Regions from separate parts of the Homo sapiens genome. Here regions 1, 2 and 3 are each linked to region 4. Evidence: chromatin loops called from intact Hi-C (ENCODE). Cell type or tissue: mammary epithelial cell. All regions are shown on one strand. Region 1 overlaps LINC02589 (long intergenic non-protein coding RNA 2589). Region 2 has its middle 15 kb from the start of RAB9B. Region 3 holds the start of PLP1 (proteolipid protein 1). Region 4 holds the start of TMEM31 (transmembrane protein 31).

Region 1 (8,000 bases), 180 kb before region 4:
ATTTGTGCAATAATGGGTTTCCCAACTTTATTAATATTTGCTACTTTTATATCCTATCACTATAATGTTAAAATACTTTTCATTTTTCTCCATTGATATCCACATAAATGGCATATTTCACATGTGCATTTCTAAACACAAACATAACAGTCCTACTTTATGCCTCAGAATATGTCCTGGAATAATTCTAGAGTTTGATGAGAAAACCTGAAAAGTGAGTTTGTATCTATGCTGTGTCCTGTTTACATTGAAATTGTGGAGTCATAAAAATCCTATACACTGCTGCAGGAGGACAAAACGGTACAGAGTATATTTGCAGATATACTCGGCAACATATATGAGAGAAGCAAGCATAGCCCCATCAACTGCTGCCCTCTCAGGTCTGCACTGCAGAGAGTCTCTGGCACGGGTGCAAGAATGGTCATGGCAGCATGGCCAAAATATCAAAACAGCCCCAAAGTCACCTTATTAGAGACATCTCAGAAACAATATTTTTAGAAGAAAAAATTTCAATAAGTGTTTGCTACGGTTTGGATGTTTGTCTCCTCCAAACCTCATGTTGAAATTTGGTCCCCAGTGTTGGAGGTGGAGCCTAACAGGAAGTGTTTGGGTCATGGGGGTAGATCCTTCATGAAAGTCTTGGTGCCAACCTTGCTGTGATGAGTGAGTGCTTGCTCTATTAGTTCCCACAAGAGCTTGTTGTTGAAAAGAGCCCAGCACCTCCCATCTCTTTCCCCTCTCCTGCCATATGATCTCTGCACAAGCCAGCTCCCCTTGGCCTTCCGTCGTGAGTGGTAGCTTCCTGAGAACCTCATCAGAAGCAGATGCCTAATCTTGAACTTTCCAACCATCAAAATTGTTAGCCACATAACAATTTTATTATGTTTTGTTTTGTTTTTTTTCTTTATAAGTTATGCAGCCTCAGATATTCCTTTTTAACAATACTAAACGGACTAAGATAGTAGTATAAAAATATATAGTTTATTCCATTTACCCATCAGGAGAGCAGTGTGAAGAAAATATGGTGAGTCCCATCTCACAGATTATCAAGCTCTGGCTCACAGAGACTAAGATCCTCTACAGATAAGTGGCAGAATGGCAATGAGGTTCCATCTCTTGCCCCCCACCCCCAGCAGCTTCCCATTTGGAAGATGATAATTTTACACTTCCCCAGTATTGTGCCCTAAGGGTACTCACTCAACAGCCCTTCACGTTGAAGAAAAGGACGGTGGAGATGAAATCCTGCCCTTTGGGCCATGAGGCATAGCTGTGGGATCATATGGATTACCAGGTTTCTGAGGTTAACTGTGGGGTGAAATAAAGAAACATGTGGAACAAGAAAGAACAGCGAAGAGAACAGAAAACAGCAGGCCCTCCAGGGATCACCTCTACCTCTCTCTGTCTTTGCTCCTTTCCCCACCCCATTTGTCCCCTGCTCTTTGTGACAGTATGGGATGTAACAGGAATCCAAGGTACTCTGAGAGACGACCGAAAGATGGGAAGACCCAGACCATGAGAAGGGTGAATCAGGCAGCACAAGTCTTGGAGCCTGTGCCCTGGGTGTTGGCTCACCCACCAGGCACTCCATCTCTACCTGCTTCTGTGTGCCTCACCATTACTCTACCACACAGCAATGAAGCTCCCACATAACAGAAATATGCACTTTCTAAGGGAGGCTAGCAGGAGAAGTGACTTACCCCTCAGTCAAGAATGTCCCAGAGTTACTGGTTTGGGTTTGGTGCCAGGATGCAGAGAGATCTCCAGTATCTCTTGCTCCAGTGTCCTGTCCAGCAGACATAGTATAAGGTTTTCATCAAGCCCCTCAGGAGCGCAAAGGAAACATATTTCTGTCATATACAACAGGGTGGGGGGAAAATAGGAGGTAGGAAAAACTATGAAACAGTAAGAAATGGGGTGAGTGATGACTTCATCCCTGTACCCCAAACTCCACTCATGGGGTCCATGACTCAGTTGGATGGAGATGGTAGAACCGCTTTCTTCCCTTCCCCCAGGCCCAGCAGGGTGCTCATTCCACCACATAGAAATGACAGTGACTCACAGTGAAATTAGAAACATGTGTTTTCCTTCTTCTCTCCATATGCTCTCTCGATACAGGAAAAATAGTTACTGTACACTGGAGAAACATGACAAACACCATCCTTAACCAAATGATGAAGGTTAACATCACCAGTGACATCATGCAGGCATCGTATACTCCCAGATATGATGCGACAAGAAGGGCACCGGAACTAGTGGTATTCCTTCTCAAAATCTGTAACCACAGTCAAATCACAAGAGAAGCAACAGACTGAGCCTGTACTCCTCAAGACTGTCAGGGTTATGAAAGTCGTCTGGCAGTTCCTCAGATGAATAAACAGAGATTTACCATATGACCCAGAAATCCCAATCCTAGGTACATAGCCAAGAAAAATGAAAACCTATGTCTACATAAAAACTCGTACATAAACGTATATAACATCATCACTCATAACAGGCAAAAAGCAGAAATCATCTAAATGACCATCAATAGACAGATGGATAAACAAAATGTGGTATATCCTTAGAATAGAATATTATTCAGCCTTTAAAAAATGAATGAATTCTGCTACATGCTACAATACACATGAACCCTAAAAACATCATGCTAAGTGAAAGATGCAAAAGACCAAATACGGCATGATTCCATTTATATGAATGTCCAGGATGAACAAATCCACAGACACACAAAGCATAACTGTGGTTCCAAGAGCTGAGGATAGGTGCAGGTTTAACTGCATTGAAGCACAATGGGAGTTTTGGGGACAATTGAAATTTCTGAAACTCAATTATGGTGATGGTTGTACAACTCTATACATTTAATAAAAATCACCAACCTTAAAATGAATGGGTTCCATTGTCTATAAATAATATTGCAAGAAATTTGTTTAAAAAATATTGGCCAAGGCTTCTATTGTACCACAGGAATGACCAAAATTTTTCATAAAAAGGCCTTGATGCACATGTCTTATATAAACACGAATGTACATAAAGCTGTAGCTGTATCCCAGCCCTGACTCTACGTCCTGTGTTCCTCCAATGACCTTTCCCCCACCCCACATGCTACCTGAAGTCTAATTCAGGTCTGATCATTTTCATGTCTTCCAAATGTTGGGATGGCTTGAGAGTGGGACCACAACAGGGTCCCGGGCCTTCCCTCTGTGACAGGATGCCAGCATTATTACTTTCCTCACCCCTCTCCAAACTTTTTCACATTGTTCCACTTTGGGGAGCCTAAATGGCACAACATTCTGGGTGTCAGCATGACAATACTTATCAAAAGGTTACATAGGTGCATACACTAAGCACCAACAATTTCCTTTTTAAAAGTTTAACTTCAGGATGTAGTGAAGGATGTTGATAAGGGTCTGGTTATAAGGACTGCCATCCTAACAATACCCTCTCTTCACTGCTAGACCTGAATTTAGAAAGGGAGACCAAACAGGATGCAAAACCATGAAGAGGCAGAAGGAAGCAGAGGCAAGTGTGGTTGTCAGCACACACACACTTGCACACATTCACACACACTCCCCCACATTCATGCGCTAATTGGGTTCTATTATCACAATACTAGAATTTTTCTAAGACAGTTTGCTGTGTTCCAAGAGGACACATTCAGCTCAGTGCAAACAGCCACAGGAACTGTGCCCTTCAGCAGAGCACAGACCTTGAAAAGATGCCAGTGTAGATTAAAGGAAATATCAGGACACTCTGAATAACATAGGGTTGTGAAAATTGATTATGTCACATCCATAGGATGGAATTCTAGGAGGCAGTAAAAATAAGTTATAATGAAAACAATGATGAGAGATGATTTCTTGCCTAACCAGTTATCAATAATCAACATTATTTCCAGTGTGTGAGCAGACACTTTCATACCATATTAGTAGGAATATATATGAGTAATAATGTTATCATGTATTGTGTTAATATAAAACTTTATAGATTTCATAATAAAAGAGCATTTTGACAATCTCATAAAGAAATTCTTACAAATACATTTGCATATATGTGAGCAAGGATGTTATGTTTGCTACTGTTTATAATAAAACATGGTAAAGGAACTACATTTTTATCTCAAAGTGAAATAAATGTGGTACCATCCATAAGATGAAACATCCAGTTGATGGCAAAAATAAAAACTAAAATTATGTTGTAAAGTAATTTAAAATGTTATGGTAGACATGTATTTTCATGGAAAAATTGTCATAATAAAGTCAAAGGCAGGTTACAAAGATCATAAGTAGCCAGGATCCATTTTTGCTCATATCCATCTACAGCTATTTTTGCAGAGGACTCAAAGCATACAAATAAAAATAATATTTTTCTTGCTCCCACATAAAGCCTTCTCCTCAGCATAGTGAGAGGCTGCACTTTGTTTGGAGGCCATAAATATTCTTTTAGCCTGGAATTGCTCCATTTTCCATCCAGACTTCCAGAAAACTCCATAGAGTGGGCTTGGGCCAAACTGCTCCTTCCCACCTTCCTGCTCAGACGTAAAAGCTGCAGTTCAGGCTTCTGTCACGAGGGGGCACCAACGTACCTTCATAATCAAACCTCTACAAAGACGTTTACGCAATGAGCGAAAAAATAAAATACCCTCCACTAAAACCCAGTCTATGAACCTATGGACAGAATGATTCTAATTCTTCCAGAAAAAAATTGATAGGTGTAAAAGAACACTGCAAAAACATGTACTCCATGGCGTCTATACAATGAAACACCACGTACGAGGAGCGAGCCTTGGCAGTCCTTAGCAGGCTGGTGTAGCGCAAACCAGGGCAGCGGGAGGTGAGTGGAAGAGAATGGGGGCACTGGAATGGGGTCTGGACGGCTGTGTCCATAGCGTCCCGGAGAGGGCATGCCTGAGAGGAGGTCTGGGAAGCCTGTTCAGGTGTGGGGTAATGGAGAGTGAACAACCTACACCCTGGGAGGGACCACTCTACAGTATGGACACCTCAAACTGCACTAACAAAGGAAGAAATAAATCAATGAATGAGATGTGGATTTAGGGTCAACAGCAAATGGACCTGCTTTAATATACATGTGAATTTTCCAAAGAAAACTTACAGTAAACAAACAATTCCAAGACATTTGCCACTCTTTGAAAAATGTACTCTTTTTCATTAGAAAAAGGAAAATAATAATGGAGTTAGATATCACGTCGGGCCAGAGTCAGGATTGCAGCTCTGAGAGTTTCAGACTAGGGGGTTCATCAACTGGGAGGGACAGATGGAGGTTAGGAGCTTGGCTGAAAACTTCAGTATCAGCCAAAGTTTTCTGGAATTATTCACCTAATGGTAGCAATCTCCCTGTATCTTTCATTTTCCTGTATATCTAAAAGCAAGATTAGTTCTAGACCACCAACCTCTAAATTGAAGGTAAAACTGTACCTGTCAGTGTGTATTTGGAGTAATTTAGCTGGAGGAGACACAGATACAAACACACACACATGTAGAAACACAGTCAATTCGATTTTTATCTATTTTGTTTCACTATAAAATCGAATACATTGAATGTTTTCACAAATTAGTGAATACATGTATACAATTCTTTTGTCAGTCTCTTCATAAGGATTTTTTGTGTTCAAGTTTTTATCAAAATACTCTTCTCCTTAATATAAAGTTTCAAAAAATATGCAAAATTATACTCAAAAATAGGAATTTTATCCTGCATCTCTCACAGACCTGACTCCTGCCCCCTGACCCCAAAAGGTCTGCTGTCCCTAGGATGGCACATACTCTCCAGACGTGTCCCTGTGAGATGCACATAAACGCGTTCACCACCCCCCCCCACACACACACATTGTCTTCTCCAAAAGTGCAATCACAGTTCTCATCTTGTCATTTCCACTTATTATAATTTATCAGGATTTTAAAATATTTGCATCTTATTAGTTCTTGTGGTTTTTGCATATTTAATATGTTTATTGTCCATGTATATACTTATTTGAATTTTCTGTTGAAATCATTGCCAATTGTTTTGTTAATGAGTATGTTTCACAAATCACAGACACCAACCCAACATCTGAGACGTAGTTTGAAAATGTTTTCTCCCCTGTTTTAATACAATGGTTACTGGGTTTTTATCTTTCACTTGGAAAATGTTTTAAATTTCCATAATGGGACTTAATAATTATACATGTCATAATTGAAAAACAAAAAACATTCCAAAACACCTGGGGAGCACGTACTGTCAGCCTGGAGGGAGATTAGAGCATTCAGAAACCTGGAGGCATCAAGAGAAAATGATAAATCTTTAGAGTATTCCAGAGTTAGCTGCTGGTCAGGAGATAACAAAGTTTCTCCTGGATTGCAAAAACTCCCCTAAAGGCAGCACCCTGATCTGAATAATGGTCATAATAATGGGTACCTTGGATAGCAGTTAAGATTAAAGGAGGCTAGTTAAGGTGGTTCATGCCTGTAATCCCAGTGCTTTGGGATACCATGGAGGGAGGATCTCTTGAGGCCAGGAATTCAAGACAAGCCTGGGCAACATAGCAAGACCTTGTCTCTACCAAAAAAAGAAAAAAAAAAAGATTAAAGCAGATAAAATATAAAGTGCATTGGCTTACAGTAGTTCAGTGCATGTTACTTTCCTTCCCTCCAGCTCTCCTCTCCCAAGGCCAACACCTGAGCTTCTGCCTGAGCCCACTCGCCACCTCAGGGATCAGCCAACTCATGTGGCCCTACACCCAGGTCTCTTGGTACAAAGGACAAGATTTCATCTCCTCTGTCATCTTCATCACCCAGAGGGGTTGTGGAGTGGAGGACCCGTGGGGCCACAATAGCAGGGGAGTGGAATTTGGCCATTTTTCAAGCCCTGGAAGCCCATCTTCTAGAAGGGAAGCTGCCCAGGGTCCTCTAGGGAGGGCGAAGGATGGAACCTCATTCCAATCCTGCCACTTACCTGGGGAGATGACTTAGACTCTGTGAGCCTGAGTTAGTCATCTGTGAAATGGGACTGACCATACCATCCTTACAGAGCTGTCCTGAGGGGTTAATGAGAAAACCTGTGGAGAATATATAGCATGGAGTGGGACTTCAATGGCCCTTTAAATGCTGAGACACAGAAGTGGGGGCTGGCTGAGCCTCAGGGCTAAGGCAGGCATTGTAAAAAGTTATTTTTCATTGTTTCTCTCCTAATGAGAACACAGACATCCATATAAGGAAAGCAAATCTCTCTCTGATATGCCTTGAGTTCAAAGTTTTAGAGACAGAATGTTCTCTACATTCTTGGGTGTTTTCTAATCTCATAAAAGCTGTTCAGCATCATGCCTCTGAGCAGACCCAAATCCACTTCCCCATACTCAGAAGGAAAAAAAAATGATAGGGGTAAAAAACAAGACTGTAAAAACATATGCTCCAGGAAATCCATGCCATGAAACACCAGGTAGCTCTAGTGCATCTTGGCAGTCACCAGTCGTCATTGGTCAGTGCAGGGCAGGCAGGAGGTGGCTGAGAGTGGATGGGTCACTGATATAGGACCTGGGCAGCTTGTTCATAGTGTCCAGGAGAGAAGATGACTGAGAGGGGTTGGGAGAAGGCCTGGGAAGCCTGTACAGGGGTGCAGTAATGAAGAATGCAACACCCTGCTCTCTGGGAGGAACCTATCCACTTTATGGACACCTCAACCTACACCGTGGAGGGAAGAGATAAATTAATGAATATGATGTAGATTTGGGGTCAACAGCAAATGGACCTGCTTTAATATGTGAATTTTCCAAATAGAACTGGTGTCAGAGTAAACAAATCACTTCATAACATTTGTTACTCTTAGCAAAATGTACTCCCTTTTCATTAATAAAAGAACAAAAGACATGGAGATAGCTGTGATGCCTCCTGGTAGCCAAAGACAGGATTGCAGCATTGAGAGTCAGACCAGAGGCTCAGCAGGGAAGGGAGAGGGATTGAGGTTGGAAGTTAGCTTCACTATATCAGCCAGAGGTTTTTTTGAATTATTGA
Region 2 (8,000 bases), 110 kb after region 4:
ATTAAAAGACGACGACTGGCAAATTGGATAAAGAGTCAAGATCCATCAGTGTGCTGTATTCAGGAGACCCATCTCATGTGCAAAGGCAAACGTAAGCTCAAAATAAAGGGATGGAGGAAGATCTACCATGCAAATGGAAAGCAAAAAAAAAAAAAAAAAAAAAAAAAAGCAGGAGTGGCAATCCTGGTCTCTGAGAAAACAGACTTTAAACCAACAAAGATCAAAAGAGACAAATAAGGCCATTACATAATGGTAAAGGGATCAATTCAACAAGAAGAGCTAACTATCCTAAATATATATGCACCCAATACAGGAGCACCCTGATTCATAAAGCAAGTTCTAAGTGACCTACAAAGATATTTAGACTCCCACACAATAATAATGGGAGACTTTAACACCTCATTGTCAATATTAGACAGATCAATGAGACAGAAAATTAACAAGGATATTCAGGACTTGAACTCAGCTCTGGACCAAGCAGACCTAATAGACATCTACAGAACTCTCCACCCCAAATCAACAGAATATACATTCTTCTCAGCACCACATCACACTTATTCTAAAATTGACCACATAATTGGAAGTAAAAGACTCCTTAGCAAATGTAAAAGAACAGAAATTACAACAAACTGTCTCTCAGACCACAGTGCAATCAAATTAGAACTCAGGATTAAGAATCTCACTCAAAACCGCACAACTACATGGAAACTGAACAACCTGCTCCTGAATGACTACTGGGTAAATAACGAAATGAAAGCAGAGATAAAGATGTTCTTTGAAACCAATGAGAACAAAGGCACAACATACCAGAATCTCCTGGACACATTTAAAGCAGGGTTTAGAGGGAAATTTATAGCACTAAATGTCCACAAGAGAAAGCAGGAGAGATCTAAAATCGACACCCTAACATCACAATTTAAAGAACTAGAAAAGGAAGAGCAAACAAATTCAAAAGCTAGCAGAAGACAAGAAGTAACTAAGATCAGATCAGAACTGAAGGAGATAGAGACACAAAAAACCCTTAAAAAAATCAATGAATCCAGGAGGTGTTTTTTTGAAAAGACCAACAAAATAGGTAGACTGCTAGCAAGATTAATAAAGAAGAAAAGAGAGAAGAATCAAATACACGCAATAAAAAATGATAAATGGGATATCACCCCTGATCCCACAGAAATACAAACTACCATCAGAGAATACTATAACACCTCTATGCAAATTAACTAGAAAATCTAGAAGAAATGGATAAATTCCTGGACACATACACCCTCCCAAGACAAACCACAAAGAAGTTGAATCTCTGAATAGACCAATAACAGGTTCTGAAATTGAGACAATAATTAATAGCCTACCAACCAAAAAAAAGTCCAGGACTAGATGGATTCACAGCCGAATTCTACCAGAGGTACAAAGGGGAGATGGCACCATTCCTTCTGAAACTATTACAAACAATAGAAAAAGAGGGAATCCTCCCTAACTCATTTTATGAGACCAGCATCATCCTGATACCAAAGCCTGGCAGAGACAGACACAACAAAAAAAGAGAATTTTAGGCCAGTATCCCTGATGAACATCGATGTGAAAATCCTCAACAAAATACTGGCAAACCGAGTCCAGCAGCACATCAAAAACCTTATCCTCTGCAATCAAGTTGGCTTCATCCCTGGGATGCAAGGCTGGTTCAACATACACATATCAATAAAGGTAATCCATCACATAAACAGAACCAATGATAAAAACCACATGATTATATCCATAGATGCAGAAAAGTCCTTTGACAAAATTCAACAGCATTTCATGCTAAAAACTCTCAATATCGATGGAACGTATCCCAAAATAATAAGAGCTATTTATGACAAACCCACAGCCAATATCATACTGAATGGGCAAAAACAGGAAGCATTCCCTTGGAAAACTGGCACAAGACAAGGATGCCCTCTCTCACCACTCCTATTCAACATAGTATTAGAAGTTCTGGCCAGGGCAATCAGGCAAGAAAAAGCAATACAGGGTATTCAAATAGGAAGAGAGGAAGTCAAATTGTCTCTGTTTGCAGATGCCATGATTGTATATTTAGAAAACACCATTGTCTCAGCCCAAAATCTTCTCAAGCTGATGAGCAACTTCAGCAAAGTCTAAGGATACAAAATCAATGTGCAAAAATCACAAGCATTCCTATACACCAATAACAGACAAACAGAGAGCCAAACTATGAGTGAACTCCCATTCACCATTGCTACAAAGAGAATAAAGTGCCTAGGAATACAACTTACACAGGATGTGAAGGACCCCTTCAAGAACTACAAACCACTGCTCAAGGAAATAAGAGAGGACACAAACAAATGGAAAAACATTCCACGCACATGGATATGAAGAATCAATATCATGAAAATGGTCTTACCGCCCAAAGTAATTTATAGATTCGATGCTATCCCCATCAAGCTATCAATGACTTTCTTCACAGAGTTGGAAAAAACTACTTTATACTTCATATGGAACCAAAAAAGAGCTCGCATAGCCAAGACAATCCTGGGCAAGACGAACAAAGCTGCAGGCATCAAGCTACCTGACTTCAAACTTTACTACAAGACTACAGTAACCAAAACAGCATGGTACCGGTACCAAAACAGATATATAGACCAATGGAACAGAACAGAGGTCTCAGAAATAACACCACACATCTACCACCATCTGATCTTTGGCAAACCTGACAAAAATAAGAAATGGGGAAAGGATTCCCTATTTAATAAATGGTGCTGGGAAAACTGGCTAGCCATATGTGGAAAGCTGAAACTAGACCCCTTCCTTACACCTTATACAAAAATTAATTCAAGATGGATTAAAGTCTTAAACGTAAGACCTAGGACCATAAACATCCTAGAAAAAAACCTGAGCAATACCATTCAGGACATAGGCATGGGCAAAGACTTCAAGTCTAAAACACCAAAAGCAATGGCAACAAAAGCCAAAATTGACAAATGGGATCTAATTAAACTAAAGAGCTTCTGCACAGAAAAATAAACTATTATCAGAGTGAACAGGCAACCTACAGAATGGGAGAAAATTTTTGCAATCTATCCATCTGACAAAGGGCTAATATCCAGAATCTATACAGAATTTAAACAAATTTACAAGAAAAAATCAAACAACCCCATCAAAAAGTGGGTGAAGGATATGAACAGACACTTCTCAAAAGAAGACATTTATTCAGCCAACATACATATAAAAATGCTCATCATCACTGGTCATTAGAGAAATGCAAATCAAAACCACAATGAGATACCTTCTCAAGCCAGTTAGAATGGCAATCATTACAAAGTTAGGAAACAACAGATGCTGGAAAGGTTGTGGAAAAATAGAAACGCTTTTACACTGTTGGTGGGAGTATAAATTAGTTCAACCATTGTGGAAGATGGTGTGGCAATTCCTCAAGGATCTAGAACTAGAAATACCTTTTGACCCAGCAATTCTATTACAGGACATGTACCCAAAGGATTATAAATCATTCTGTTATAAAGACACATGTACACGTATGATTATTGTGGCACTATTCACAGTAGAAAAGACTTGGAACCAACCCAAATGTCCATCAATGATAGACTGGATTAAGAAGATGTGGCACATATACACCATGGAATACTATGCAGCCATGAAAAAGGATGAGTTTGTGTCCTCTTGTGGGACATGGATGAAGCTGGAAACTATCATTCTCAGCAAACTATCACAAGATCAGAAAACCAAACGCCGCATGTTCTTACTCATAAGTGGGAGTCGAACAATAAGAACACGTGGACACAGGGAGGGGAACATCACACACTGTGGCCTGTCAAGGGTTGGGGGCTAGGGGAGGGATAACATTAGGAGAACTACCTAATGTAGGTGATGGGATGAAGGGTGCAGCAAACCACCATGGCACGTGTATACCTATGTTACAAATGTGCACGTTCTGCACATGTAACCCAGAAATTAAAGTATACATATAATATATATATATACTCTCTCTATATATACTATATATATGCACACATATATATAAGTTTAGTCTATGGCGGAACACTAACCGGTCTTTATTGCCCCCTTGTGGTTGAAAGTGGAACTGTTTCTATCTCTGCATTTATATTTAACACAAGGCTTCAGAATAATCTGATTATTACAGCAGTAGACTCAATTCAAACCAGTCATTTGACATCATGCAATTAAAGCATCTGGATGAATGAATATTTTTTATTTCTAGCAATTCTTTTATCATGGTGACCAAAGCTTAGATTCATAACCTTTCTAAACAAAAGTAGTCTCGAGTATAATCAGAAACAAAGGACAAATCAAATAAGCACCTCTCTTTCCCCAACCCACCAGTTTTCTAATTTATCAGAACATAACCTTTTCTATAATATGGCAGTATATTTTTAAAATACCATAAACAAAATTAAAAGGCAAGATCTATGGGAGGGGATTGCAGAAAACTAGCAATGTGGATAAGATCAAAGGTTAATACCCACAATATAAAAAAAGATTTCCTTGGAATCAATAAGAAACAAAAATGAATGTTCCCCAACCCCCATAAGGGTCCATTCACTCAAGGAAAAATAAAAATGGCCAATGAATGTATAAACAATTACTCTCAAAAAATTAAATAAATGTAAATGACAGCATGAGATCATTTTTTCACCCATCAGACTGCACATATGGGGTTAAAAAGGAAGATAATAGTCCATACGTTTGGGTGTTGGAAAGATAGTCTTCCTCTTATTCTACTGGTGTTGATGTCATTTGGGATAAGTTTCTAGAGGCCAATTTGCCAGTATATATTAAAATTAATAAAAAATTCATAATCTTTGACCTAGAAATTTTACTAGTAGGAAATAAACAGAGGTGAGAGTTAAGATTGATATTAAGGAACTTCACTGATGCTTTATTTTATGAAAAGAAGGCAGCTGTAAAACAACCTAAATGTCTAGCAATAAGTGTTTTATTAAAAGTTTAGCAATATGGGTAATTGTGGTAAACCCTTCAATACAATATTATGCAAACAGCAAATATAATCTTAGAAGAATATATGTCTTAGAGAAAAGTTAAGTACTATAGATATATATTAAGTAAAAAAGATTACAGTGTGTGCAGTATCAAATCAATTTTAAAAATACATAAATATATTAAAATCTACACTAAAATGTTAAAATCTGCTTATCTCAGGTTAATAGGATTACATTACAGATGACTTTAATTTTTTAAATCTTGCTTTTCTATTTCTTTCATTACTTCATTTTTCTACGGTGGATGTGTATGGCTTTTGTAATCAGAAAAAAAGAACATTTTAAAGCATTTATCGGTCACTCTAAGTTTTCTAGCAGGGAACAAATGGAAAAAGAGAGAACTCAGAGGCTACTGGCACTTGTTCATCTATTAACAGACTCTATGTTGAGCAATATATTACAGGACACACCCTTGGATATGTCGTTTCTAAGGCAGCCAGGAACAACGTAAGAGAAAAGAGATGATATGAGCCTGTTTCTTGCTTCCTCATGAATGCACCACAGGAAAGTGTGATTTGTATTTTTACTCTAATCAATATAGCTAATGTTGAATTAAGAGCTATTTCTTTCATTAAGGCAGCATTTCCCAATTCTTTTTATCAATCAGTTAACTAGATGTGGCACAGCTTGGCAGGTCTGATTAAAATTCAGGAGTGTTATAGTGAGACCATTATACATTTACCCATAGTTCATACAGCACGAAAGGAACTGACAGATTACTTAAAAATACACATGCTTGCACACACAAAACCCACTGTTTAAAAAGACATTTATATATAACTGAATCATCATTCTCTGTGTTTCCTTGGAGAAGGCAAAGAGATTTATGAAGACACAAAGATCACTGCAGCAGTTTCTATATGACTACAGGTGACGACGCCACATCTTGAGCTGTGAAGATGCTTATTTTCACTGGGAAAATATTAAGTAACTTCTTGCCCCCTTAAAAAAAAACCCTTTCACACATTATTACCACTACCATCACTAGCAGAATAAGAGATCCTTGCTCACCAGTTTTGGCAAGCATATCAGTAAGAAGGCATTTAATAATTTTTCCTTTATTCCATAAACATGCCTAGCTTTTGTCATTATCCCTTCCTTCTCTTAAAGAGAAAGTAGTAAAGAATGAGAGCTCTTTTGGTGATGGAAACTTGAGGAAATTAAAATGACCAGTTTGGAAAAAGAAAACATTAGTGAATATCCCAAATCATGCACATTAACGTTTTATCAAAAGGTGTATGCTATGCTCTGAATCTTTTTGTCCCCCTCCAAAATTCATAGGTTGAAATCCTAACCCCCCAAGGTTATGGCATTATAAGGAGATGGGGCCTTTGGAAGGTGATTAGGTCACAAGGGTGAAGCCCTCATAAATGGGATTAGTGTCCTTATAAAAGAGGCCCAGGAGAAACCCCTTCCCCCTTCCACAGAGCTGGAAGGTGCCATCTGTGAACCAGAAATCAAGACCTCACCAGACCCTGAATGTGCGGATGCCTTGATTTTGGACTTCCTAGCCTCCAGAGCTGAGAAATGAAATTCTGTAGTTTATAGCCTACCAAGCTTATGGTATTTTGTTAGGGCAGCCCAAATGGGCTAAGACAGTATATTACAGTTTATCTGCCCTAAAATCAAGTGTAAGAAAAACACTGCACTGTAGTAAATTTTACATTTCCACAGCAAAGAGAGAAAAAAAGTGAAATGATTATCTAGATCACTGAGGAAAAAAAATTGCTGCAAGATCTACTTTGGGTAATTCAAATGAAAGTAGAGATGTCCATCCCACCTCCCAGCTTGAAATTACTCAAATTGATACCTCGATTTTCCAGTGTGTTTTAAAACTACAGTTACAAGATGGAAGACAAATTATGTATTCCACACCTTCCTGTTTCTGGAAGGACTATCGCCAAACCATTTCCAAAAAATGAGACCGTACTGTTTCTTAAGACATCATGAGGAGATTTCCCACTGGGTTATGAATGAGGCAGAAAAACATTAAAGACAGGAAGTTGGCATTCTGTTTTTAAAATATCAGTTATGGGCCCCGGTGCATTGGCTCACACCTGTAATCCCAGAACTTTGGGAGGCCAGGTGGGTGGATCACTTGAGGCCAGGAGTTCAAGACCAGCCTGGCCAACATGGTGAAGCCCTGTCTCTACAACAAATACAAAAATTAGCCAGGTGTGGTGGCGGGCGCCTGTAATCCCAGCTATTAGGGAGGCTGAGGCATGAGAATCGCTTGAGTCCGGGAGGCCGAGGTTGCAGTTAGCCAAGATCAGGCCACTGCACTCCAGCCTGGGCAACAGAGCAAGACCCTGTCTCAAACACACACACACACACACACACACACACACATACACACACACACACACACACACACACACACAAAGTTAGCTGGGCATGCTGGTGCATGCCTGTAATCCCAGCTACTCAGGAGGCTGAGGTGGAAGGACTGCTTAAGTTCAGGAGGTGGAGGTTGCAGTGAGCCAAGATCAGGCCACTACACTCTAGCCTGGGCAAAAGAGCGAGACCCTGTCTCAAAAAAAAAAATAATCAGTTACAAATGAGCAAATCCTTATTAAGTGGCTTATAAATCTATGACTTTCTATATTCTAAAAGTTGCATCATTATAGACTAGTCAAAATGATTTGGGGTGCTGCATTTGAAGCATGGTCTGATAATGTGTTAAATTATAATCCTCAGAGATGGAAATGGTACATGTGGCAAAAAAAAAAAAAAAAAATCTGTTTCCCAACAAATTCCCCACCCCCAATTTCAACTGCCCAAAGTTGCAACAGGCAAAAGTAGACAGAGAGAAGAGAGTGAAATCTGTGGCAGATGGAATCAATGTAATGAAACTATATATGCTGTGGAAAGATTTGTGTCCATAATTTTAAAACCGCCATTATGTATATTCAAGCCATTGGGTGCTAATGTATCTTTAAAATCCAATATGTGAGAGGCAAGAGAACAGAA
Region 3 (8,000 bases), 62 kb after region 4:
GCAGCCTCACCATAGCCTGCCAAGTTCTCAGCTCTGTTAGGGCCAGCCTGGAAGGGACCTGAAGAAAAAGATTCTGCCTGTTTTTGTTCTGTGCAGATATGGTCGGGGTGATTCTAGTAACCAGGCACAGCTCCAGACACACACACACACACACACACACACACACACACACACACACACACAGAGTTAAATGAGCAACTATAGTGTGCCAGGTAAATGAGAGCAAAGTGGCCAGGGATAATCATGGAAGGGATGATATGCCAATATGTCAACTAATAGTAAGATGCAGACTGTTGGAAAATGAAATTTTCTTTAGAGAAATAGCCAGGAATGTAATAGAATCCCCCTTTAAGCACTCTTTTAAGGGCAGTGTGGCACACTGCAAAAAGCAAGTCCTAGTTCTTGTATGGTTTCTCAGCTGACTAGCTGATCAGTCTTGGGAATGTTAAATTCTGAGCCTCACTTTTATTATCTGTAAAATGGGGGTGACCATCATTTCTTTCTTGTGGGATAAAAGTGAGATAATAAATTGCAGTAAGGGAGAGTGCACACTATGAGGAATCGGGGAACCTCAGTAAGACAGTGTTAGGAATGACTTATAGGATTTGGATTTAAGTGATTTTGGGGAGGGTCTAAGGAAGTGGGGCTTTACTCTTGATTGGATGCTGTCAGGAAGCAGGGTAGTTCTATAATTGGGTATTTCAATAAGTGCTATCTATAAGGACGGATGATTAGAGCAAAGATAAAGATGTAATTAAAGAAGAAGCAGCCATTCATATTCCCCAGAATAGAGGGAAGTTTGATCACGTTTATGGTTTAAACACTGTTTATGTTTTATCTGTGTTCAGATCTGATTACACAGTGGTGTTGTTATGTCTTGATCCATCATGGTCACGGAGTGGCCTTGTCTGATGTTGATATTCTGTGAAATTGTTTAGCAGTAGAACAGTAAGTCCCAACTGATAGGGCCAGGCCAGGTCCTAGCTGACAGGGGGCTGCTTGTTTCTTTCTTAGTGCCTCCCTTATAGCCAAGGGCCGACAAAGTCAAGCTGCAGATAATTAATCAATGATATACAGGTTTTCACCATTGCCAAGATTTTGCTGATCAGGAGGTTGTTTAGAGAATGTAATCTGGGCCTGCATGGTGACTCACGCCTGTAATCCCAGCATTTTGGAAGGCCGAGGCGGGCAGATTGCTTGAGCTCAGGAGTTTGAGACCAGCCTGGGCAACATGACGAAAACTCATCTCTACAAAAATACAAAAAATTAGCCAAGCGTGGTGGCTTGTGCCTGTAGTCTCAGCCACTTGGGAGGCTGGGGTGGGAGGATCACATGGGATCCGTAGGCAGAGGTTGCAGTGAGCTGAGATCACGCCACTGCACTCCAGCCTAGGTGACAGAGTGAGACCCTGTCTTGGGGAAAAAAAAAAAAGAGGTTGTAATTTGTAGTAGGACTAGAATAAGTCTGTTCTGCTCATTATGTTGCAGGATGAGCCTTTTCAGATTCTGAGCCCTTTCAGAATTCTCAGAAATCTTGAGGAAGACACTGGACTTCCCTGGTAAGGGGTAACATGGAACTTGAACCAATTATATTTGAACTGGAATGGACAGGATGACACTCTGCTGACATTTGGCTTACTTGTGCACTTAGGGCAGGGCAAGCACAGCATAGGTGCTCAATGTTAGTTTTGTCTGAATTTTCATTTTGTTAACGCCTGTAATATTCCTTCCAGAGGAGGCTGTAAGCTCTCTCAGAACAAGGGTTGCATCCGGAAACCATCTCATTTCTCTGTTTTCCCCTCGATGTCTGGCAAAGTGCTAGATACAGGATAAGAAGAGAAAAGAAAAGACAAAGGTCTGCAACTAAGTAATTTTTTTTTTTTTTGAGAGAGGGTCTCACTTTTTTGCCCAGGCTGGAGTGCAGTGGCACAATGAGGGCTCACTGCAACCTTGACCTCTCGGGCTCAAGTGATCCTCCCACATCAGCTTCTGAGTAGCTGGGACTACAGGCATGCACCATGACGCCCAGCTAATCTTTAAATTTTTTGTAGAGACGGGGGTCTCACTATGTTGCCCAGGTTGGTCTTGAACTCCTGGCCTCAAGTGATCCTCCTCCCTTAGGCTTCCCAAAGTGTTGGGATTACAGGTGTGAGCCACTGTGCCTGGTGGCCTCTAAGTATTAACAGGGAATTGCCATTTACTGTGCTATGTCCCAGGCTGAGGGGGGATATGAACCCAATTTGGCTACCTACAAAGCCTAAACTCCTAACCATTATGGATTATGTATCCTGCTTCAGGACCCATCTCATCTTGCCTTGCCCCAGATGATCCTCCCCAGAACAAAGCATGACTGGGGTGCCCAGGGCAGGCTCACAAGATGAAGAGATTGAGGGCTGAGATGCAGAGAAGAAGGTGTGTCCATAGGGAACATGATTTCCTGTGTGAGATTTCCCTAGCCATTCTCGTGGCTCACACCCCAAAAGCCAGCTTGTCTTGCCACAGCAGACTGCCCTTGCCTGTAGGGCTGCCGGATTCACTAATAAAAATACAAGGCATTCAGTTAAATTAGACTTTCAGACAAACAATGAGCAATTTCTCAGTATAAGTATGACCCATCCAGTATTTCGGATATACTTAAATGATTATTCATTGTTTATCTGAAAGTCAAATTTAATTGAGTTGAGCATCATGTATTTTATCTGACAACCCTACTTGCCTGGGCGTGATATTTCAAAGAGCAGAGGAATGGGGGGCTTTGGGGACTTCCCATTTAGTGATTTCAGCAAGGGGAACCTAACACCTGCTTTTGTTGTTGGCAGCCCTTGAGGCAACTGCTTCAAGCACAATGCTTAAGGCAGTGTTCCAGTGCTGGTGTAGGCTGACCAACTTGTTTTGGTTTTCCCAGGCCGTACCCATTTTTAGCACTGAAAGTCCCACATCTTGGGATCTCTTCGTTCCTGGCAAACCGGGATGATTGGTGATTGGTCACCCTAGTGATAGACATACCCAGAGGTGCTGGTGGAGATGTTAGAAGACAACAAATACACAAAGAAACTGCTAGGTGTGTCTCAAAGAGTCTCAACATTTCTTCAAAGCACATATCCTTGGCTCCATTTTAAAGATAGGCAGGTTCAGGGGAAGTATAGGAATCCTGGATCTGAAAGGTGTTGGTTCTAGAGATCACTAAAGTTCAGCCTCTATTTTTTAAATGCTTATCAAACATTTGCAGAGATACTCTGTCACCCCATCTGGTGATTATTATTATTATTGTTATTATACTTGAGCATAGGCACTATGGTAAGAATTTTATGTTCAGTATCTTGTGTAATCTTTTTTTTTTTTTTTTTTTGAGATCTGTCGGAGCGCAGTGGCACCATCTCGCCTCACTGTAACCTCTGCCTTCCAGGTTCAAGCACTTCTTGTGCCTCAACCTCCCGAGCAGCTGGAATTACAGGCATGCACCACCATGCCTGGCTAATTTTTATAGTTTTAGTAGAGACAGGGTTTCACCATGTTGACTAGTTACTGACTAATTTGGAACCCCACTGATCCTACAAACTGCCGGAAGTTTGCCTCTGCCCTGGGTTTCAAATAGCGGCCTCCTACTTAACCTGAGAAGTGTAGAAGGTTGAAAACTTGGGCTACAGCAGCCCGAAGCCTGTCCATCCTCCCCCAGCCCCCGGCTGTTGTTGCTCAGGGCAAAGGCTCTCTATTCACACATTTTTTCACAGCAGAACAACCTCCCAAGCAACTTCCAAGCAATAAGAGTCTGGAGACAGGCATTCTCTAGAGATGGCTCTGGTCTTTGCTTGCTAGGTGCCATTGGGAAAATTGTCTCAGTATCCCATCAGTCAAATTGAACAAATAACATTGGTTCCCCAGAAATAATACTAGTTTTATTTCTACTTTGCTCAGAAATCACATCAAACAAGCATCCTCCCTGCAGGGGCAACCCTGCAAAAGCTGGCCAAGTTTTTATGTTGGTGGAGGTGGGTTCTGTGGACAGCTTGTTTCTTCACATTGCTAGTAGCTATGTGGTGCTCCTCAGGCATTCTTTAGCTGAGATTTTTCATGTGATTATTTTGGCTTCCAGGCTACTCTTTACTCCATCCCAAGCCACGGGCATCTCCCCCTCACAAATACACCCCATGGCCTGCCCCTATCCATCCTCCCATTGTTCCTTGAACCTTCAGGAAAGGCAGAAGATCACCCTCCACTCTCTACCCCTGTCTGCCAGCTCAAAGTATGTGACATCTCTGGCCCTCAGCCCTCGGTTCTCTTGGCCAGAAAGGCATAGTCTAGCCAATCGGCATGAAGTTGGGTGTGGAAAGTTCTAGCCACAGTACATAGGACATAATATACTGCCTGCCTGCCAGCCAGCCAGTCTTCTATGCCAGGGCTAGGAAAGCTGCCTTCCAAAATTTGGTCTGGGAAGACATTATCCTGGGAATGAGAAGCAAAGCCTCAGCTCTAGAAGCCCAAATAATAGCAGATGACCCAGGCTTTCACTGGTACGCGCTTCTCTCTTCCCCTTTATGTTCTTCTCTGTGCTCAGGGAGAAGTTGGCCACTAGATTGGGCACTTGATCCCTTATCTAGTTTTTCCTGGGAGAAATTCACTGGACTTCTCTGAGTTTTAGAGTTCAGTCTACACAATGAAGCAAGGAGAACCCACTTGATCTGTGGCCTTCAATAATCTGATACTATGGGATCATAGAGCAGAGAGTGGAGGTAATATTCAAGTGTTTTCGAGTTATTTGCAAGAAAGCTGCACAGTCAAACCAAGCCATGATCAAGGGGGCCCAGATTCTCTGAGGTACCATCAGAATTGCATGAAGCAAACTGTTTACGAGTTTTATACAATCCTGCATTGTTCCCACAGGCACCCAGTACAGGCAGCAGGCTGCACCAAGAAGGCTGGCAGTGCCTCTTGAGGAATCCCTTGGCAGTGCAGGAGCCTAGCTGGACTCAAGAATATTTTGCCAAGGGCACCCAGCAGAACCAATGGAAGCAGAATCACAGAAATAGGTGGGGGTATGTAGATAAAAATGGGCTCTGGAGGACCTGGGAAGATACCCTATGAGGTCTGTAGGGAGCCCTCAGGAAAGGTCTGCTGACGAGGTACTGAGGCAGAGTGTCGGGATGTACAGAGCAATGAGAACACACTAGATTCTAGGGAGTTGGGAACCTTAAGGCACTGGGATGAGTGAGACACGGTCACCTGGCTGGGTCCCTTTTCTGGCCCTGGGCATAAGAACAAGCATAAGAACAAGGCGAAGACAGGGAATGTGGAGAGAGAAAAAGGAAACAGAGACAGACACATAGAGAGAAACAGAGACAGAGACAGGTAACAGAGACAAAGAGATTGAGACTTGGGGAGAGGATAGAATGAATATTAAGGCAATGGAGATGGAAGAAAGGAGAAGAGAAATGTGTGTTAAGGGAATGTGGTTGATAAATTGGTATCTGTGGGTTTATTGGGAACACATATTTTCTTTCCAGTAGAGTTGCTGTCCCCAGAGCTGCTGCTGAGAACTCAGGGGAAGCTTTGTGAGAGGGCTCAGTCTGAGTGATGTCCCCTGTGTGGAGAGCTGTCTCATCTATTCGAGCTGTGAAGGATCATTTGCCTCATCCTCTAAATCTGAACTCCCAAAGTTTGGGCTCACTCCTGCCATCTGATGAGCTGAGGAGACACATTTGGCGATTTCTTGCTCTTGGTCCTCCCCCTTCTCCAGGGCCATTCCGACAGTGACCATCCAGAAGTTTATTGCTGGCTCAATCCTACAGTTGAGCTTCCAAAGCAGGCATAGTCTGTGGCTGGCGAGCAGGGCTGGGGAGGGCGAGGGGCTCTAGGACCCTTTTCCATCAGTCACATGGCCTTAGTCTCGTCTGCTCTGGAAAGCTACTATTATACCGTTTTGCAAGGGGCAGCATTTCCAGAGATCCTTTTTTCTTGGGGCTGATACAAGAGCAAAGGATCTAGAGTTCTAGTACTCTAAGCAAGCCTCAAACGGTGCAGGATTTGGCCCCAGTGGGCCCACAGGGGCATCTGCCAAAGACTCGTCCATTTCCTAACAGCAGAGCCCAAGCCAGTAACATGTCCAAAGTCACAGCCCAAAGAGAAAACTGTAAGACACAATCTTGCCTTTCTCCCACCCCAGGAAGGTACTAGTCTCTGCTCAGTATCTCCCTCCTCTTCTCTCCTCTCCCAAGGCAAAATCACAGGAAAAGTTCCAGGAGACCATACCTTCCTTCTCCGGAGTCTTCCAACAGGTGCCCCTCTTATTATATGCCAGCCAGTTGTTTTAAAGGCCATCCATGGGAGGACACCGGCCTCTAGGTCAAGGGAGCTGTGAAGGGAGACAGGACTGACAAGGAGCCCAGACAGACACTGTTTAAGATTCACCTGTTCTAGAAAACCTTCCCAGGCTGATCCCATCTAGCAGTGGGCATTTAAATACCTTCACAGTCTTTAGAAATAGCTTATTGCTAAGGCAGGTTTTATATAGTATTTCCCTGTTTTTGCTGCTTAGCCATTTTTGTCTTACCGCTTCTTTCTCTGTGGCAAGGACTATATTTCGTTTCTTCTCTCCACCCTCACTGCCACCTGCTGCTTCACTCTAACCCACTCCCTGCCTCTTGTCTGCCTGGCTTAAGCTCTCTGATGAAGATATTACACTCTCAGGATAGAATACTGACTACCTGATTCCCAGATCGTGTTCTTGACTTGTCTCGAAGTCGATTATCCTTCTTGGAAATCACCCACATCTTCAACGCTGGCCTTTTCTTTAACCTAGTCTGTGAACTTGCATAGGTCTTGCCCACTTCTGGGTCTTTATTATTGTAGCTATAAAATTATTACAATTCTAGCCTCCCCCAGCCTAATCACAATCTGTTCATCGAATTGACAGCCTGCATTTTGTCTTCATGCAGTTGAAACTGAGAAGGATTTGGAGGAAATTATCTTAAAAGACAATTTTTTCTTCTCTATTGTGTTCGTAGAGCTGGGGGTGGGGGTGGGGGAGGAACGCTTATTTTCCAAGGAATCGGGAGGGGAAAGGTGGAGAGGGCCAAGGGCAGCTAGGAGTGATGTGGGGAGCTGGAGCAGATTCGGAAGGACTTTGGGAGCTAATATCTAGGTTTTTGACTCTGAGCCCCTGTTGGGGCTCTCACTTCATGGCTTCTCACGCTTGTGCTGCATATCCCACACCAATTAGACCCAAGGATCAGTTGGAAGTTTCCAGGACATCTTCATTTTATTTCCACCCTCAATCCACATTTCCAGATGTCTCTGCAGCAAAGCGAAATTCCAGGCAAGCCTTAGGGAAAAAAGGAAAAACAAAGAAAATGAAACAATTGGCAGTGAAAGGCAGAAAGAGAAGATGGAGCCCTTAGAGAAGGGAGTATCCCTGAGTAGGTGGGGAAAAGGGGAGGAGAAGGGAGGAGGAGAGGAGGAGGAAAGCAGGCCTGTCCCTTTAAGGGGGTTGGCTGTCAATCAGAAAGCCCTTTTCATTGCAGGAGAAGAGGACAAAGATACTCAGAGAGAAAAAGTAAAAGACCGAAGAAGGAGGCTGGAGAGACCAGGATCCTTCCAGCTGAACAAAGTCAGCCACAAAGCAGACTAGCCAGCCGGCTACAATTGGAGTCAGAGTCCCAAAGACATGGGTAAGTTTCAAAAACTTTAGCATTGAAGATTCAAGAGGACACAGGAATTCACAAGAGAATTTCCAACTTTGGGGTTCGGGGGTTCCATGGTTTAAATGAGTCGTGTTTTGGCACTTGTTTTCTTTTTAAATTCCTTAACATTCAGTTAGATTAACTCCTTCTCCGCTGTACTAAGCATGATGCTTTATTACCAAAGAATTCCAGCAGCACGTGGAGAGTCCCACAGATCTCTGGAGAGAGTGCCCAGCTGGATGGATGTGGTCATGTGTCCTCCTACCCCCTCACTTCCCTCTATCTTCTCTTTTCCCTTGGTTCCAAGGCCCTGGCAACGGTTGGG
Region 4 (8,000 bases):
AAGGTCATCCTGGCCCCAGGAATGTGGCCAAACCTTAGTCTCATGAGAAATGGGAAAGTATGGAGAAAATATGGACTAGGGTAGATAAGCCATCTTTATAAGTACAGCCACCATTGGCACCATGCAATATAGGCCCACATAGCTTTGGGACTGGTAGTTGAAGTTCTGAGTGGGAGATCAGGAAGGAACTGTCCAAACCCCTAATGGAGTCTAACTGAGGGAGAAAGCCCACCCAGGAGGAAGCAGGAGGCCAGCAGCAGGACTCTATAGCTCCCACCCTATTCACAGAGCCTGGTGGATATCTTCTGACCATAGCACTTTATAGACAACCCAGTAGAAGATATTGAAGATGAGGAAAGTGAAAGGGAAGACAGCCCGGGAGATGGTGTCAATTCTCTTGGCTCAGTCCACGTAGAGTTTCCGCGTGGTTTCTCCTTCCCTTAGAAGAGGGGCTGGAGGTTGGGGACTATAAATGCCAGAACCTTCCATTGGACCTCCATCTCTTGCCTGCAGGCAGTGGCCCAAGCCATAGCCACGGAAATAGAAACGACTTTCTTGGATGATATCTTCCTCCTGGAATTACAAGGAAGAAACGGCAGAATTTGAGGTCAAAGCTCAAAGGCAGAGGGATAGAGAACAGACCACCCATCAATATCTCATAGGGAATGTTATGCAGACAAGGTGCCTTGGGTACACAGGCCCATTGCATGCTTTTTATGGTCACAACACTACTCATGAGATAGATGTATGCTAAGCAGCTCTACGTGCTATATATAGTGTATGTCATGATTCCATGGCAGATAGGCTCTAAGCTACCCATGTAAAATGCAAAACATCATTTAGAGTTATCTAAAATCCAGTGAAGTGCCGGCCACTGTGAGAGGACATCTCAATGTCAAGTTATCTCTGACTGGTAATAAACAAAACAACAAAACTATTAGATAGTGAAGTTGAGATATTCAGTCTTAGTAAACTTGACTTTAATGACTTTCAAAAGCTTCAGAATTCATTCCCCTTTTGAATCGTATCTTTTAAAATTTATCTCAACTTAAAACTGAAAATTCCAAAAGTTTTAAATAACCCAATGAGTTATCCAAATTAGGATAAACACATGCCCAGTGAGGGGTAAATTTTATATAAGCACTAAGTAATGCGGCAGACTGCCAAAAGTCCATTTTCCAATAGTTAGCTGACAACCTTTAGTAGCTAAACGCAGCTAGGAGCCAGGAAGTAGGGACAGAAAGATAAAGTTGAGAGAGAAAGAGAGCAAGAGAGAGCGAGAGAGAGAGAGAGAGAGAGAGAGAGAGAACCAAAACCTCTGAGTGTCAATAGAGAGAGCTTTACTTATATGAGGCCCTCAGGCCCCCATTCACAGCCTATTTAGTCTTATTTTATATGCAACCCTAACAAGCCTAATTTTATTTACTTCTAAAGGACAGGGTTGAGAAATGCTTCCTTCAAAGATGGTGGTAATTTCTTAAAGTATTCATGGTTTTAGAGTCAAAGTTTCAGGTATCTAAGAAATCACCTGAAGTGCAATGGCCTCTTGGAGGACGATGCAAACTGTCATCTCGGTTTGTCCAGAACGGAAGGTGTTCCTAAGACTTGGGTCTTTCAGGGCTGAAACTGGGGAAGTGCAAGGCAAATCAGGAAGAGCTGGTCATCCTGTGGCTACCTGAGGTATTTATTATAAGTTATAAGAAAAAAATATGTGTATATTGTATAGGTATGACATAGATATATACAAAATGTGGATAAAGTAGATTTTAAACACTCTGTCTCTCTCAGTTAGAGGGACACCACAGGGTCTTTATCGTGGGACCTCTGCAGCTATGGCAACACACTGAAAAGTGGCTTTGCCAGGCACGGTGGCTCACACCTGTAATCCCAACACTTTGAGAGGCCGAAGCTGGCGGATCACGAAGTCAGGAGTTCGAGACCAGCCTGACCAATATGGTGAAACCTCTTCTCTACTAAAAATACAAAAATTAGTCAGGCGTGGTGGCGGGCACCTGTAATCCCAGCTACTCAGTAGGCTGAGGCAGGAGAATCGCTTGAACCCACGAGGCGGAGGTTGCAGTGAGCAGAGATTGCGCTATTGCACTCTAGCCTGGGTGACAGAGCGAGACTCCATCTCAAAAAAAAAAAAAGAAAAAGAAAAAAAAAAAGAAAAGTGGCTTTGTGTATGAGATGTTGGTGTTGTAGGTCCTAGTAACCCTTGATAATGACATGACTAGAAACTGACCTGTCATCATAAAGACAGGCCTTGGTTCACCTCACATGTACTCTGTAATTCATTTTTACACTATTCTGACAAAGGAGGTTGTGCTGGACCCATTTTCGAGGTGAAGAACCAGAGGCAAACAAAATATTTTGCAATAATTTTAAAATGAGGGGAGTAAGTAAAATGGTTTTCTCCTTTGATTTCCAGTTCAGGGTCCCTCAGATGACCCTGTTGCCCAGTACTCACCCTGATCCCCTGAGCCCTACCCTGGCTAGAGGATGTAAGCAAAGGATGTTGGCAAAAAAGCTCTGAGGGGGAAAGTTGGATCCAACTGCTATTTCTGTTTCTATAGATCTAATTATTTTCCCTTTTCTCCAATCATAATAAATCTAAAGGGAGTTATTTGGACACATTTCCCAGGCTGGAAAAAGCCATTTCACACAGGAGAGAAAATATGGCCAACAGAGTAAGCTGGTCTTGGCTTTTTGTGACTTTAACATACTGCACCTGTTGTAGCTGGAGGAGCAAAGATGAATGGCTTGAAATCCAGGGGTGGGGCATCCTGCATTTGGGTATTCTCTATTTAGGCCAAATTCTGAGGGGTGTTTGTGTGTGGGGTGTGTGTGTGTGTGTGTGTGTGCTGGAAAGGAACATTGGAGCCTTAAATACCACTTTGTGGCTTACATGCCTATTAAAATAGAACTTTTTTTCCCCTGGCTATCTATAGGGGAGAAGGACTGAGAAGCTAGAGAGGGAAGATATCTCAAAACCACGCTAAGGAGGGAATGCACAGTGTAGGAGGTAAAGTGTGGAGATGGGAAAGAGTGATTTGTATTGAAGTGAGAGGGGCTAGAAAAAAAGGGATTAGAGAATGGGGAATGAAGAGGGTGCTGGAGGATGAAGAGAGGTGGGCAGGGTTCTGGGACCAAGCCCTTGAGAGGACTGGGCAGTATTTTGAAATTTCTTCCAGTTATCAAGTTATTCTATTGATCATGGCAAAGCTTTTGCTCTGTCCAGTTTGAAAGACAGTCCTCTCCAATCAGCCTGTAAAAGTTGGTGAGCTGGGTTACATGACTGCTGTGTCCAGAGCCTGGTGCTAAGGCCTGCTGAGGAGATGAAAAAGAGCTTCCCTTTCCTGGGGAAGCTTATGGACTAGCCGGGAAGACAGTGTAGGATTGCATGGGTAAAAAGTAAACCACTTTAGGCAGTGACATGAAAGGGGGCCACCATGCTATGGAGTTGTTGGTTGAGGAGAGAGTTGAGAAGAAAAGATGTGAATGGCTGGCTGGTTCCTAGAACACTCCTAACTGACTCTTGGCTAAGGGTTCCCTGGAGATCACATGGATTTTCTCCCTGCCCTCTCAGACTGAAGAATTCTTTTTCCCTAGCTGGAGCAGTAGGGCCCGGACAGAGGTTCTAGAAATGGATGAACTCTCCAACAATTTTTTCAGCCTGCTTGGTGCCTCCAAAATACCTGCTACAGGTCCTGGGATAACAGTGACTTTAGAAGACTCAAAAAAGGACATGACGAATGGCACGGGTTTGATTTTCAGTTTTATTCACGTTAATAATAATAATAATTCACGTTAAAAAAAGCCTCAGCCCACTTTTAGGCAGGCCCCAGAGTCCTAAGCAAGGCCCAGGCTGCTGTTGTAACTTTGTAATAATTGAGCACTGGTCATGACAGACTCCATTATGAGCTCAGGATCAGCCTATATATATGAGCAGGAGGGGACAGGCTGCAGGCAGTTGCGGGTTGCAGGAGTTCAGGAAAGGAGGTGGGACTAGAGTCAACCTGGAATAGCTCTACAGTAACAATGGCAGCCTTTTTGTTGCTGGGACATCCATACAGGCAACTTAGCTGGTGAAAGGACTCTGGATTGGTTGGCAGTCTGCTTTTTTTTTTCCAAGGTAGGCATTGAGAAGGCACCAAGATCAAAACTCCTATAAAGATAAGATCTTGGTACCTGCAGGCAGATTTGTTCGACACAGCTAAAGAGGGGGTGGGGACAGTTAGCTTAGAAAATGGAGTGTCCTGGCCGGGCGCGGGGGCTCACGCCTGTAATCTCAGCACTTTGCGAGGCCGAGGCGGGCGGATCACGAGGTCAGGATATCGAGACCATCCTGGCTAACACGGTGAAACCCTGTCTCTACTAAAAATACAGAAAATTAGCCGGGCGTGGTGGCGGGCGCCTGTAGTCCCAGCTACTCAGGAGGCTGACGCAGGAGAATGGCGTGAACCCGGGAGGCGGAGCTTGCAGTGAGCCCAGATCACGCCACTGCACTACAGCCTGGGCGACAGAGCGAGACTCCGTCTCAAAAAAAAAAAAAAAAAGAAAAAAGAAAATGGAGTGTCCTTTTTTCTTGCCCTTCTGCTAGGTGTATACACATATTTTTCTAACCCTTGGTATGGGTTAGGAAATGCTTTTAGGTTTCTTGAAGAATGAGTCCTACTCGAGGACATGTAGTTGTGGATTAGTCCACTAGAGGGCGTACTGCCCAGGGACCAACTAAAGGACTAAAGGGTAGGGACTGATAAATTCAAACCACTAGATGAGACAGGAGCCCTGCCCTCAGCAGAAAGGAACCTTAGCAAGGGACATGAAACCAAGGAGGTAGTTTGTGAGATATTTTTAGTGCGGACATACGGTAGGGGTGCCCCTGGAGCAGCTGAGGTGGGAGGTGGTGTGTTGAGGAGAGAACATTCCTTGTGCTAGTGTGGCCCAGACAAGCTAGAGTCAGGATTTTAAGAGTGGGTTCACAGCATTGTTTCCCATCCCCCAGAGGTCATTATGCTCTTGCCTCTCTGGCTTTAGAGCCTCCAGATTAGACAGAAAACATGGAGTCAGAGCTGAAGACAGACCAGAACTCTGTGTCTCTAATGGTTAAGCAACCAGTATGTAGCTCAGTTAAGCCTTTCAGCTTTGCTCATAATTGGACACTTGCTTCTGTGAGGCTGGCCCAGGCACCTCTGTTGTCATGACAACTTACCTAGCACCTATTGTCTGGGCAATTGGGGGTAAACTGCCTCTGTTGTCATGACGACAAGATTTCTTTTATATTTCCCCAGGTGATCACTTTACTGTAGAAGAAATGAGGTTAACAGAAAAGAGTGAGGGAGAACAACAACTCAAGCCCAACAACTCTAATGCACCCAATGAAGATCAAGAAGAAGAAATCCAACAGTCAGAACAGGCAAGTGGTGGTTTCTCAATTCCAACTTAGTTATGGGGGTCCTCTTATAATGCTCCCCTAGAAAGACACCAATGCCTGATTGTTGAATTCTTAACCACCAATTAGTGTATGACAACCTGGGCTACCTTCCTCCCGGTTGTGGGGGAGCAATTACTACTCAAAGCAATCTCTTTTTATTTATTTATTTATTTACTTATTTTTTGAGATGGAGTCTCACTCTGTTGCCCAGGCTGGAGTGCAGTGGTGTGATCTCAGCTCACTGCCAGCTTCAAGTGATTCTCCTGCCTCAGCCTCCTGAGTAGCTGGGATTACAGGTGCCCACCACCACACCGGCTAATTTTTGTATTTTTAGTAGAGACAGGGTTTCACCATGTTGGTCAGGCTGGTCTCGAACTCCTAACCTTGTGATCCACCCGCCTTGGCCTCCCAAAGTGCTGGGATTACAGGCGTGAGCCCCCGTGCCTGGCAAAGCAATCTCTTATTAGCTAACTTGGTAAGGTTCTACTACTAGCTAACATATCTTCAGTGCTTATTCTATGTCAAGCAGTGTGCCCATGCCCTTAATCAATCTACTATACTGACTTACAGAATCAAAGAGATTAAAGTAATCAAAGAGATTAAAATCAAAGAGATTAAAGTAATCAAAGAGATTAAAGTAATCAAAGAGATTAAAGTACTTAGCTTAACAGTGACCAGCTTAGTACTAGAATCCAGGTTTCTTTCTTTCTTTCTTTCTTTTTTTTTTTTGAGAAGGAGTTTTGCTCTTGTTGACCAGGCTGGAGTGCAATGGCTCAATCTCGGCTCACCGCAAACTCCGCCTCCTGGGTTCAAGCGATTCTCCTGCCTCAGCCTCACAAGTAGCTGGGATTACAGGCATGCGCTACCACGCCCGGCTAATTTTGTATTTTTAGTAGAGACAGGGCTTCTCCATGTTGATCAGGCAGGTCTCGAACTCCCGACCACAGGTGATCCGCCCACCTCGGCCTCCCAAAGTGCTGGGATTACAGGCGTGAGCCACTGCGCCCTTATGAATCCAGGGTTTCTGATTGCCTATCTAGTCCTTGCAGCCCTGGGGTGGGTCTTGGTTTGTGGGGAGGCGGAGTAGGGAGGAAGGAGTCCAAAGGAGAAAGGCAGTGGGCCGCTCCCTAGTTGTACTCACCAAGCGTTGGCGCCTCTGCCTTCTTCGAAGTCGTATGAATTCTTTATGCTGACGAGAAACAAAATTTATGGCAGCATACTCCAGCAAGGCAGCGAACACAAAGAGCAGACACACAGCCATCCAGATGTCGATTGCCTTCACGTAGGACACCTACAACATCCAGCGACAGAACGATCAACCTTCTTGAAGTCCTTCCGTGGCCTACTGAGTGGATTTTCAACCCCTATCGATTGCCTGCTCTTTTTGAGCTTTATCCTGAATTTCTTCTGGTGTTTAAAGAAGCCTTCCATGACATATCCCATTGTCTGAAAGCCCAGATGGAAAAGATCGGACTGCCCATCATACTCCACCTCTTCGCACTCTCCACCCTCTACTTCTACAAGTTTTTCCTTCCTACAATTCTTTCCCTTTCTTTCTTTATTCTTCTTGTACTTCTGCTTCTGCTTTTTATTATTGTCTTCATTCTGATCTTCTTCTGATTCTTTTGTTTCAATAAACAGCAATGAGCATGAACACTGCATTTGTCTTCCCTCTGTTATCTCCTAGGGTCCTCACAGCCTCAGTGGTAATTGGTCAGGCAGCGTTCACAATTCCGATGTGAGACACATGAGGACACTTAAGGCCCAGAGCAGATGGTCTTAGCCAAGATTACCCAGTGAGAAGGTGGCACTAGGACCTGAGGGTTCTGGGCTTTCAATTCAGTGGCATTGCCATTTACTTAGGCTGTGGTCTCACTGACAAACTAGGAGTTCCTTCCTTTCCCTCCTCCACCCCTGTTCTTCCCTTGGTCCTGTGGTTTTCCTTGTTGCTCTTTTGGAAAGGCTCTGCTGATGAATTTAGCTCAGTAGTAAGCTGGGGCCTCATCTCTCACCCTGGAGAGAACAGGGCAGGGATACTGAGGGAACACCACCCACCCCTTTAAGGATGCTTCGCTAGTTGCAAGATGTGGTTGGCATCCACCTATCCAGTCCTTTGTACTCTCCTCTCACTGCTTTCCTTGGCAGCCTCTAAGTACTTTTGTCTCCCACTTTCTGGCCTCTTCCAGGCATTGCAGCTGGATGGGGCCAGGAGTGGGGGACAGAGCTCAGGTTTAGACCTTTTCATCTTCTCAACCAAATTACCTGCTACTTAGTTTTGAGCTGCTGAGCTTACCACATAGCGCACCCCAGCAAGAACAGAATTTCGGACAGGCCACTTCTTTCATCAGCCACTGCTATGATGGGAAGTGAGGGTGCTGCAGACCCCAGGTAAGGAGCAAGTTTCACTGGATAAATAAATCCTCTGCTTCAATGATTCTTAACTGGGGACAACTCCGTCCCCCACCAGGTACATTGGGTAATATTTGGAGACATTTTTGGTGGCACAATTTTGAGGGAGGAGGTGGCTACAGACATCTAATGGGTACAGGCCAGGGATGCTGCT

Evidence for each region. Hi-C counts contacts between places; a loop is a spot of excess contacts. Peaks named below come from ENCODE experiments on the same cell type or tissue, not always from the same donor. Only the 100,000 strongest peaks of a DNase experiment are listed, where the experiment ranks them.
Region 1: it touches region 4 in a loop (11-fold over the local background); 12 of 110 quality-filtered maps call a loop at or near these places.
Region 2: a loop joins it to region 4, with 17 times the contacts of the local background. A loop is called at or near these places in 34 of 110 quality-filtered maps.
Region 3: it touches region 4 in a loop (24-fold over the local background); 32 of 110 quality-filtered maps call a loop at or near these places.

What each region holds. Positions count from the first base shown.
Region 1 is chrX:103,529,051-103,537,050 of GRCh38, forward strand. It overlaps LINC02589 (long intergenic non-protein coding RNA 2589), which reads right to left. Exons shown (of 6, transcript NR_131237.1): 5 at 2,060-2,134; 6 at 1,717-1,847. Among named protein-coding and RNA genes, the nearest start is that of RAB40A, 14 kb to the left of the region's middle. RefSeq lists an enhancer at 4,617-4,686. In mammary epithelial cell, CTCF peaks have their summits at 4,556 (motif pointing right) and 7,877; a DNase peak (open chromatin) is centred at 4,591; H3K4me3 peaks cover 220 bases.
Region 2 is chrX:103,813,604-103,821,603 of GRCh38, forward strand. It overlaps a transcript of RAB9B not described here. Among named protein-coding and RNA genes, the nearest start is that of RAB9B, 15 kb to the right of the region's middle. In mammary epithelial cell, a CTCF peak has its summit at 4,092 (motif pointing left); no DNase peak of the experiment used is centred here.
Region 3 is chrX:103,769,337-103,777,336 of GRCh38, forward strand. PLP1 (proteolipid protein 1) reads left to right here and starts at 7,504. Exons shown (of 7, transcript NM_000533.5): 1 at 7,504-7,663. The coding sequence starts at 7,660. It also overlaps a transcript of RAB9B not described here. In mammary epithelial cell, a CTCF peak has its summit at 4,917; no DNase peak of the experiment used is centred here; H3K27me3 peaks cover 421 bases.
Region 4 is chrX:103,706,942-103,714,941 of GRCh38, forward strand. It overlaps TMEM31 (transmembrane protein 31), which reads left to right and starts at 3,968. Exons shown (of 3, transcript NM_182541.2): 1 at 3,968-4,135; 2 at 5,295-5,419; 3 at 6,653-7,091. The coding sequence starts at 5,318. The coding sequence ends at 7,057. It also overlaps the pseudogene GLRA4. In mammary epithelial cell, a CTCF peak has its summit at 4,719 (motif pointing right); no DNase peak of the experiment used is centred here.